Regions from separate parts of the Homo sapiens genome. Here region 1 is linked to region 2. Evidence: read pairs that join two places in POLR2A ChIA-PET (ENCODE). Cell type or tissue: GM12878. All regions are shown on one strand. Links, peaks and the distances in the headings refer to the core of each region. The heading gives the core; the rest is flanking DNA. Region 1 overlaps ENOX1 (ecto-NOX disulfide-thiol exchanger 1). Region 2 overlaps DNAJC15 (DnaJ heat shock protein family (Hsp40) member C15).

Region 1 (5,386 bases), core at 204-5,203, 580 kb before region 2:
TAATGAGACAAATGATGAGAAAAGACTGCATGCCTTGCATATAGTAGATACTCGGTAAATGTTTCTTGAATTGAAAACCAAATGATATCACAGATTTAGTTTAAAAACTACTTCACTGTAAGTCCTTTTATCAGTCCTAATTCAGTCCCGTTTCTTTTACTGGGCTGCCTGTATCTATAGTACTGTAAATGTAGATCCCTCATTTTTATTGATTCTTGCTCTGAAGTGAGTTCTCTCACATTTTTACTGCCAAGGAATCCAGGCCAGCTTCACATGACTTTGGATCTCTGTATTATTTAGTGTCTTAACTGTTTTCTGTGACCAGACTTCCTGCCCTATACAGTATTGGCAGATTACATTTTTTGAAATATCATTTTAACAACATTACTCTTTATTCAGAAAACATCAATGTCTCTTTGTTGTCTACAAAATTGTGGGCTCATTGTACTTTAGAGTTCATTCCCTACTACTTGGGTTTGAAAGCATCTGTGTTCAGACTTGTCCAGACACCCGTCTATACTTAACTTCCACCGGCCTCCTACCCAGACCCTATGGGGAAGACAGATTCGTCTCTTCATTCTGTCATCCCATTTTGCAACGCGCACAGTATTCTGCATCAAATCCTCTCATATCTATATCCATCCAATTAAAGTCAGTTCTGCTCCAGGCAATATAGTCCTTAAAACTGCACATTATCAAAACCTGTGCTATAAAGACAATTATTTCAGTGGCATAAATAGTGTTGGAGACTTGAGAGTTGCAGGGGCACAATAAACAAAGTTGTTTTACCTGAAGTTATTTAAGTAATAATGGTATTTTCTATCTCTGTAAAAGTATAACTTTAAAACCTGAACATCACGAAAAAATGCATTTTATTGTATCTCTTTTTATAAGATGGTAGTGAACTAAGCTGGTATTTTAAAAAATTGTTTCAACATCTTAATGATCCACTATTGTGAGAAATGGAGAATAAAGACCTTAAAACAGCTGTGTTGTAAGCAGAAGAGCTTTTTTTTCCCTTATGCCAGGAGCCCTAGTCTGCATAAAATAAATTGTATTCCCCAATCAATTGATCACTTTATACCTAATACACATTATGCAAACTCTGCAGAAGAAATGTCTGTAACACTTATTTTTCAAAATGGAGTTTAAGGTCCTTTTTGCTCCAGTGAGTTTGCCTTTTACCATTCTTCCTTGCCTGGTGATTTTTCTCTCTGAATACTCTCTTTTAGGTTAATTATCAATTTAAGGACCTCTTTAATTGTTCATCTTTTTCAGAAGTTTTAGAGACTGTTTTGAAATAGAGACATATTTTTATTTCCCACAATGTCCAATATATCGTTAGGGCAATGATATACTAGTTTATAAGAGCATGCGATTATTAAATTTAGTTTCATCTAAATCCAAAAATTGCTATTTTCTCTATTTCCTGTTCCTCTTGAATGTTGGGCCTTGGCTTAATGTTTTTGAGGGAACAAAAAAGAGTAATCCCCATTTCAATGTCAATGCAAAAGGATAAAGACTGACTGATCATTTTCAGATTAAGGATAAATACATGTGTTAGTTCCTGACCCTTCTTGAAACTTCATTAAAATGATGTTTAAGGGATTTTTATTTTAAAAGGCACACACCGATGAGAGCAAAGAAATAGGGCAACAGTTACAGCACTTTGGGATTTGGGATATAGATGGATGACTGCTAACTTACTTAGCAGACCTGAGAAAGTGAAATTTTAATCTAGCAGAGGAGAAAGGAAAAAGGTAAGCCAAATTATACTGATGAACACTGCAAAAACTCAGGAACAAGAACCCCTGGAAGGGAGAGTGGAGATACAGTTGAGAAGTATTGGTTGAAAGTTCAGATCTGCTTCCTAACTTTATACAAGAAGGAAACTGCTCCTCCACTCCAACAGAGGGATGAAGATTATGTTTTCTATAGAGTTGGTAAAACAGAAGGTTTCTGGATTGAGAAGTATCAGGAAAGGTTAAAAGTGGTATAATATGGTCCTGAAATGTGGTAGATTGTGGATTACACTGATTTACCAAATCCCAAGAATGACAATACCTTCTGTTCTCTGCTCCTTAGCCTACAGGCAGCTAAGGATACCTTTCCTGCAGGAAACTCCAGGAAACATCCCTGGGACTCTAACCTAAAAATAGAACTCAAGGATACTGATATCAGGGATTCCCTCAAGGAAGGGCCTAGCCAGAACAATTCTAAAATAAATCCTATATCAACAACCACACTCCCAACCTTTCTGTGGACCTTCTAGTGCTCGGCCCTTAAATATCTCAGACAGCCAAGGATCGTGAGACATTTAAGGAAATGTCTAATATCATGAGAGAAAAAAACTAAAGCATGCAAACAAAAAAAGCAACTTGGAGGAAACAACCTTAATAGGAAGAAGAAAATTTTTTTTTTTTTTACACAGGGTTTCACTCTGTCGTCCAGGCTGGAGTACAGTGGCGTGATCTCGGCTCACCACAACCTCTGCCTCCCAGGCTCAAGCGATTCTCCCACCTCAGCCTCCCTAGTAGCTGGGATTACAGGCGCGTGCCACTACCACCTGGCTAATTTTTATATTTTTAGTGGAGATGGGGTTTCACCATGTTGGCCAGGCTGGTCTTGAACTCCTTGCCTCAAATGATCCACCTGCCTCTGCCCCCCAAAATGCTGGGATTATAGGTGTGAGCCACAGTGCCCGGCCAGAAGAATAAATCTGAAAAAAGAAATCATCAGTATCTCCAGACAGATAAGGCATGATATTATAACCATGAAACACAACAGAATTTATAAGGGTTAGGAGGTGAAATTAAGGAAATTTTCAAGAAAGTGTAGTAAAAAGAGAAAGAATAGAAAATAACGTAGAAAAAATAAGAAGCTTAGAGGATTGGTTCTTACATCCAAAAATAGTACACCAGATTCAGAGAACATAAAAAATGGAGGACAGAAAACCATCAAAGGAATAATTCACCAAAATTTCTCAAAAACAGAAGTTTCCTGATTAAAAGGGAATAACAACAGATGATCATGAAACTTTACAACACTAGAATGTGGTCCAATAAATGATATGGTAAACTAATAAAAAGAAAGACCTGGTATCCCAGAGATAGGACCAACACAAGAGCGAGGCGAAAAGAATTCACAGGTGATGGTAAAAGAGATCTCAACAGCTGTGCACTGGACTAGTGATCAACTGATCTAAATTGCAGTAGGTAGAGGGATTCAGGAGAGAGTTCTTCAAGATGGTAAAATTGATTAAACACCTAATGTGTTTGCTCTGAGAGGAGATTTACAGATCTTGGGGAGGCTTTGGGGATAGCATCATGATAAGTACATAGGAAACTAACGCAAATTAAATATAACAATGATTAATTCCAAGGAAGACAAAAAGGCAGAAAATGAGATATAATCATAGAACACTACATGATTCTAAGGATGTAAATATGGATATTTAACACAACCAGAATTATTCTGAGAGGATGGGAACATGAGGCATGCGTGTGTGTGATAAAAAACCTAACCCTCATCTTCCTCATTGGGAGGTCAATCAATAATACCTGAAATCAAAAAACTAAGAAGTAGTAAGAGAAACATGTTATTTAAATCAGTGCATATAAATTTTTGTCTTTAGTATGACAAGCATAGAAACTGATACTAAATAATGTAGGAAGCTGGAGACATTCATTTGTAGAATATTAAGTAGATATAAAACTTCAAATAACATATTTTCAGATTTTTTCAATGAAAAACCTGAGCTTGCTTTCATAAACATAACTTTTTATATTTCTTATATGCCTGAAATGGCTGAACACAATTCTTGATCAATATCTTAATGATTCTCTCTTCAAATTCTTTTTAGTCATTGTCAGTGAGATACTACACAAGTAGTGATTTTTAAAAAAACAAGCCATTTCACCACCGTTTCATATTCTATAAAAGTTAAAGTTATCTTTAAAAACATTAATAGTTTTAGCTTTTTTCTTTGCTAGACAAATGCAATCCTCTGATAATTCCAACAGATTTCAAATTCAACTAATTTTTTTCCTATCAAGTAATTAAAATAATAATGAGGCCCGAATTTATAAACTGTGTGTTTATTGTTAGAGCAGTCACTCCATAGGTAGCCTGGATGCCAGTAAAAGACGATATTTGACTCAACTGGAAAGAAATGTCTGGTATGTATAGACAGAATTTTTGGGGCTGTCCCTTGTAGCTTTGCCTACCAGGCGCTTCTGCCCACACCTTTCTAGAGCTCCACTTTCAACCAGCTGTGCCTTCTATACCTGGAATGAAACCTCCTCCAGCAGCTACATGGACTGCTTCTGCACAAAGTGAAGGGGTGCTTTCTGCAGCAGCCTGTTGACATGGGTGTCCATGGATGTTTCTAGTGCCTCTCAGCAGAGCCATGAGGACCATGCCTTTATACCTTGAGGAAGCTGATGGCCAGGTGTTATCTGCCCAGAGGCACCTGCTACCTCAGAACCCCACCTGATTCCCTGAGGCTGAGAGACATCCATACCTCATTGCATACCTGGAATCAATTCTTTGCACAATAGTGAGCCAACACCTACTGATTTCCACATGTGGAAACAAATCTAAAATAATTACTTAAAGAATTGAAAGCAGTTATCTCTGGGCCTAGTCCTATGTAACAGTTGAGACTATATTATGAATAAATTGGTTTAAATACATACTAATGTTTAAAAATCTCTTGTGTAGTCTTATTGGATCTTCCAGACCTTTTGCCCTCTCAAAAGATTGGACAGAGCCGCTTTCAACTTTGTTTTTATGAGATGAGATGACAAAATGTGGACTATACAACTGTGGACTATGGTCTACTTCTTAAATGCAGAGGCTATTTAGTTTGTGGATTATCCACATGCCATATTTTACCCCAAGGATTAAGATAAAAGGAATATAAATCTGAAGATAGCAAGCTTCATTTTTTAATACAAGGAAAAAGATAAGTTGAAATTCATGATAAATATAGATTGTGTTTTGAAACTTTGATTATTTTCCTGTTGTCCCTTTAACATGTTCCTGGGGAAGTTTATAATAATGATTTAGGAGAAGAGGTGGGAAACTGATAAATTAGCTGAAAAAAAATAGAAAGGCGCTTGAGAATACATAGCAGAGAACACACTTCTTTCACAGAGGGTACTGACAGCGTGGTCTATTTGGTGCCCTCCAGATTCAAGGCTGAAACTGGAAACAATGGTGCTTTAATTTGCTGCACAGCTAATGGGCCTGCTGATTTGTTCTCATTTTTTAGTCCTATAGTATGTCCTTAAAACCCTCTCAAAGGTTTATACTTTTAGCCAGAGGTCTCTGTGCTTCATTTTCCCTTTTGTTCTCTAAACACTTAGGTTGCCTCTTCCCGATT
Region 2 (5,386 bases), core at 320-5,319:
GTCTTAAAAAATACTAACTTTTTTTCACTTTAAAACAGATTAATTTTTCTACACCAAGATACAACAGAAAGAACAAAACAGACTGGTAGAAGCAAAATGCTTGAACTTTTTCTAAGCTCTGTAGTACTTTTCTCATTGGATAACCTTGATGAAGTCATTTAATGTTGATATGGCAGACATCGTTTAGCCTACCACACTAGCCAACAGAGAATGGGGAGGAACTAATGAAGAGGGGAGTATGTCACACTAGCAGACAGGCAAGCCAAGAGAGGCTGGGAAGCTGGATTAAAAGGTTTCAATGCTGCTGGAGAGGCGTGAACAAGGAGAAAAGGAGGACTCGAGATATAATGGGAACCAGACTGTGGATGGCCTTGTAAACAATGGAAGGAATTTAGAATTTTAAGTGGGAGGAGAAGCCAGAGCACTGGAATAACAATCTAACTTCGATTTAATCTAACTGCCATGTAGAGAATAGAAAGGTGCAAGAGTAGAAGTAGCAGACCAGTTCAGAAAACATAACAATAATCCAGACAACAGATGATGATGGTATGAACTAAGGCGGTAGCAGAGGAGGTGATAAAAGTGGTTAGATTCTGGATGTATATTTAAAACAGAACTAACATTTCCTTGATGGATTGAATTTGGGATATGAGAAAAAGAAAAATTAAGAATGATGTTGAGGACACTGTTATGTGCTCATCAGATCCCCATCAGGCGTGAAGGACTTACTCCCCAGACACTGGGGCTGTGGCTGGCTGATAGCTCCCAGCTGTCAGACACTTTAGGAATTGCCTTGCCTAAAGGAAGTCAAGCTTATCCCACTTTGCAGGGCAGCCTGTATCTACTGACTGGTTGACATGGGATAGAAACATTGTATTTCTCTAGGGTTCAGTCCTTGGACTTCTTATATATATGCTCACTTCCTGGGTAATGTCATTTAATCCTATGACCCCTTGCCCCAACTTGGGATAACTACAATGAGCCATCCTTGCTTAGAGGTTATTGTGAGATTGGCTGAGGCTTTTGTAGGAATGCACTGAAGCCTAACTTGTCCTTCCCTTTCTTTCTGGAGTTGTTTATGCTAAGAGCACTCTTTAATAAAAGTATAGCTTGCTAATCTTTATCTCACTCTGCTTTCCAGAGAACCCAAGCTGTGCAAATGACTTCAAGGTTTCTGGCCTAAACTGCCAAATTGCCATTTAATGACTGAGGAAAGGAGCAGCTGTTTATTTGTTGTGAATAACAGACATGAGGAGAATGATTTCGGATATACTAAGTTTAAAATGTCTTAAATATCCAAGTGGAGAATGTCTGACTTAACATCAGACTTTACATTTGAGAGTCATTAGTGTACAGATAGCATTTAAAGCCATGAGACTGAAGTAAGATGGTTTAAAAATTAGAAGTCCAAGGAGTCTTCCCTAAAGACTGCAACACTTTGTGGTATAGAAATGGAGAGGAATCAGTCAAGGAGGCTGACAAGGCCTAGCAGTAAAGGAGGATGGTAACTACAAGTCAAGAGTGAGGAAATGAAAAATGGTTTCAAAGTTTCTAATAGGTAAAGTAAAATGAGAGCCACAAACTGACCTCTGGATTTAGCAAAGAGGACATCAAAAACTGAGAAGAGCTGCAGAAAGTGAGGTGAGCGTATGATTAGAGTGTATTTAAGACAGAATGGAAAGAAAGGAATGGAGACAGCAAGTAAAGACACTATTTTCAGTAGCTCTAAACAGAGAAACAGGATGTATAAACTTAGCTTTTAGGAGGAAACATACACATATATGATTACAGGCATTAAACGTTTCTAAGCATGAAACCATTTCCTTACAAAAGTAGGGAAAAATAGGTATGCTTACATGAAATAAAATCTGAAAGCATATAACTTTAAAGTTATTTTTAGCTGGTGGGATTATAATTTTTTCTTTGTTTTTAACTTCTAAATTTTCAACAATGAGCACAGGCTATTTATACAATTAAAGAAAGAAGAATACTAAAAGAAACTAAGGAAATGACTAGAGCTTAAAAAATGGGTTCTAGGGAGTCAGATCTGGCCATTTATATAAGCTATACTCTTTGAACAGCTTATTATAAATTTCTACTTGGTAATAAATAATTCCTGGCAATTAATTCATTCAATAAACACTTCAGCAATTGCTGTGTACCAGGCACTTTTCAAATGAGAGATCAAGGACTGTCCTTCATCACACAGATGCTAATCTATCAATGAATCAATACTGTGAGAATATAATATACTCTCCAAGTTTCAAGTAATTTATAATCCAGTAAAAAAACAAATAGTCCCCCACCCCTGACACAAGTTTTGAGGAGAGGAAGGATAATCAAATTGGGTTAAGCACACATACTAACCTGAACAAATTTTATATCTTTCTAAACATACATAGAGAGTATGCACATATATAAAGAGAGATAGAGAGAGAAATACAGATACAGATACAAATGGAAAGAAGTAAGGGGGCCGACTGTGGTGCCTCACGCCTGTAATCCCAGCACTTTGCGAGGCTGAGGCGGGCGGATCACCTCAGGTCAGTTAGAGACCAGCCTGGCCAACACAGTGAAACCCCGTCTCTACTAAAGATACAAAAACTTAGCTGGGTGTAGTGGTGCATGCCTGTAATCCCAGCTACTCTGGAGGCTGAGGCAGGAGAATCACTTGACCCTGGGAGGTGGAGGTTGCAGTGAGCTGTGAGTGCACAGCTGCACTCCAGCCTGGGCAATGGAGACAGACTGTCTCAAAAAACGAGGGACTTAGAGGAATAGGGGCTGGTTTTAAGGTTTCTTTCAGGAAACCAAAATTTTTACTAGATGCATACGTTACTCCCTAAATTAAAGGTAATTAGTTGATTTAGTCATAACAAAACAGAAGTATCACCAAATATTTGCTCCTACTTTTGTTTTTAAATCATGCCTGAACTACTACATAGAATAATTCTTTATTCAGGAAAAAAATATTTCAATGAGTCTTTATTTACCTTAGGGAGCTCTAAAATTTGGAGCCAGCATAATAAAAAAGATAAATTTATCATGTTTCATAAACTGTCATTCCCACTATAGTCACCAAGCTCATTAATCTTAAAAGCAGGTATTGGTATCTGAGCAATTTTTTCACTTTCAGTTTTGCCCAGGTAGACATAGAGTTTCAGAAAAGGCTGCCAAAAATCTAGTGTCGGGAAGAAGTTCATATGAACACTGATTTTATTACGAGTAAGTCAATCTGTATATACATATAATCAACACAACCCTTCCAAAAAGATCTAGACCATTTTGAGAATAGAGACTTAACATGTGGGGCTGGGTGCAGAAAAGTATACAAAGAGAAAACAAAAAATTGCTATGTTACACACTACTAAAATACATTCAACCCTCAGTATCTGTGGGTGACTGGTTCCAGGACCACTCATACTAAAATCTGCACTCAGGCACCACGGTCAGCCCTACAGAAACCACAGATACAAAAAGTTGGCCTCAGCATAGGTGAGTTTTGCATCCCATGAATACTACATTTTTGATCTACATTTCATTGCAGACATGGAGGGCTCATTGAGTTTATTTTTTAAAATCATGATTAAGTGGACCTGTGCAGTTCAAACCCAGGTTGTTCAAGGGTCAACTGTATTTACACATTTCTTCAGAGAAAATCATGCTTCCTAAACTTCTAGAAAATTTAGGTCTTATATAACTTTAAATAGAACAAAACTGTTATCACAGTATTTTAATCCATTATTATGTTTGAATTAATATCTATGTCATGAGAAAGCACAAAATTGTAACTCTGTACTCCTCCCCACTAATAAAACTGAAAGGTCCTTTTAAGCTTGAAAATAATATACCCACATTGCATTATATTAGGACTTACAGGTATAAGCCACTGCAGAACCATTTTCTGACAACACTGTGGTAGGTCAAAGAAAATGTTTAGATCCAAAAAATGAGATTACTGTAAGGAACAAGTATACCATCAAATAGATGGAGTAAATGGTCCTTTTTTTCTGAAAACAGAAACACATCCTGGACCTTACAAATGATTATTTTGTACTATCCCATTCATAAAATATTGTATATATAAATGACAGAAATCAAAATCATTTTCCTTCTAAAATTAGCAATAAATGCTATAGTGCCATGTTAGATTATTTTGTGTCTCCTTTGCTAAGTTAAACCAAAGTATTCATTAGCTAATTCATTCACTCAATAGCCTGAAACACAAAAGTCCTCCAGACAACTAGAGAAGAACTGGATCATCCCATAGTTTTAAAAGAATACATTTATCATAAACTATAAACTTTATTATGTACAATAATCTATTTGATTTAAAGCTAACAAAGGATGATTTAATTAGTATATTTTTCCATAAATTTCACTTGATCATAAAACAAAATAAATGCAATTTAAAAAATTATATTCAAATAAAAGGACAGATTCACAAATAGAAAATTCAAAGCCTCAAAAAAAAAAGAAGAAGGATGGGTTTTCTCCCCCAGAAAAAAATTTAAGGGTAATTAGACATTGGCTGAGTCAATAATATACATTAATACATTAATTTAAAAAAAAAACAAAAAAACAAGCAAAAGGGCACTTGTTCAAAAGAGCAGACTGAATCATAAAGATCTTTTGCTTTCCGAAGTGCCTTTGAAATGAGTAAAGACACTGTAAATTTTAAAACACCCTTAATAGGCCTAGAAAACAAGAAATGGGATAAATAGCAAACCAGAAAGTTTAAAGAAATCCTAGGTAAAATTTGCATGTACAGAAAAATCCCAGCAGCTTCAAACATCAGAGAAAAAAAGAAACCCTTTTCAGGAAAACAAGAACACTAAATTCAGAGTCAACAACAATAAAAAAATCAGCGAAACTTATTAAACCAGAACAATATAAACAGATCATTCCTACTCTACTCATATAGAGCATAAGAGGCCAGGTACCTGTCATGCCCTCAGGCTGAGAAAGAGAACCATATGCCTCTTTTTCTGATACGCATCTTATTTTGGGTGGTAGGTACTAAGAGAACCAAAGAGGCATACCAGCAGATCCCATTTCAGAACCCAGAAGCCTAGGGAGGTGAGAAGCTATGCCAAGGAGTAAAATATACACGGTGCTCAACCTCTCCTGGACTCTCCAGGTACCAATGCTGCCTTCTAGTCTCCTTGCTCTGAAAGACATGCCTGTTAACAAACCCACCTATGTTATTTACAGCCCACTGTCAACACTGTCATTCAATTAAGCTGTTGAAGCAACCCTACCAAACTGCTGAAGAAAAGTCAAGAACATTACTTCTATTAGTCAATTTAGTCATCATAAATATGAATCAACAACCAAGGATCACTGGACATTTGAGCAAACCCAATTATCATGGAGGGGAAAAAAAGAA

The links. ChIA-PET counts read pairs that join two places held together with the same protein. Peaks named below come from ENCODE experiments on the same cell type or tissue, not always from the same donor. Only the 100,000 strongest peaks of a DNase experiment are listed, where the experiment ranks them.
Region 1: POLR2A ChIA-PET joins it to region 2 with 5 read pairs; 3 of 35 experiments call an interaction of 5 or more read pairs at or near these places.

What each region holds. Positions count from the first base shown.
Region 1 is chr13:43,656,528-43,661,913 of GRCh38, reverse strand. The region is part of intron 2 of ENOX1 (ecto-NOX disulfide-thiol exchanger 1); the gene reads left to right. Among named protein-coding and RNA genes, the nearest start is that of ENOX1, 130 kb to the left of the region's middle. In GM12878, for the core only: no CTCF peak of the experiment used is centred there; no DNase peak of the experiment used is centred there.
Region 2 is chr13:43,073,049-43,078,434 of GRCh38, reverse strand. The region is part of intron 3 of DNAJC15 (DnaJ heat shock protein family (Hsp40) member C15); the gene reads right to left. Among named protein-coding and RNA genes, the nearest start is that of LINC00400, 37 kb to the left of the region's middle. In GM12878, for the core only: no CTCF peak of the experiment used is centred there; a DNase peak (open chromatin) is centred at 3,442; H3K4me3 peaks cover 782 bases; H3K27ac peaks cover 2,142 bases.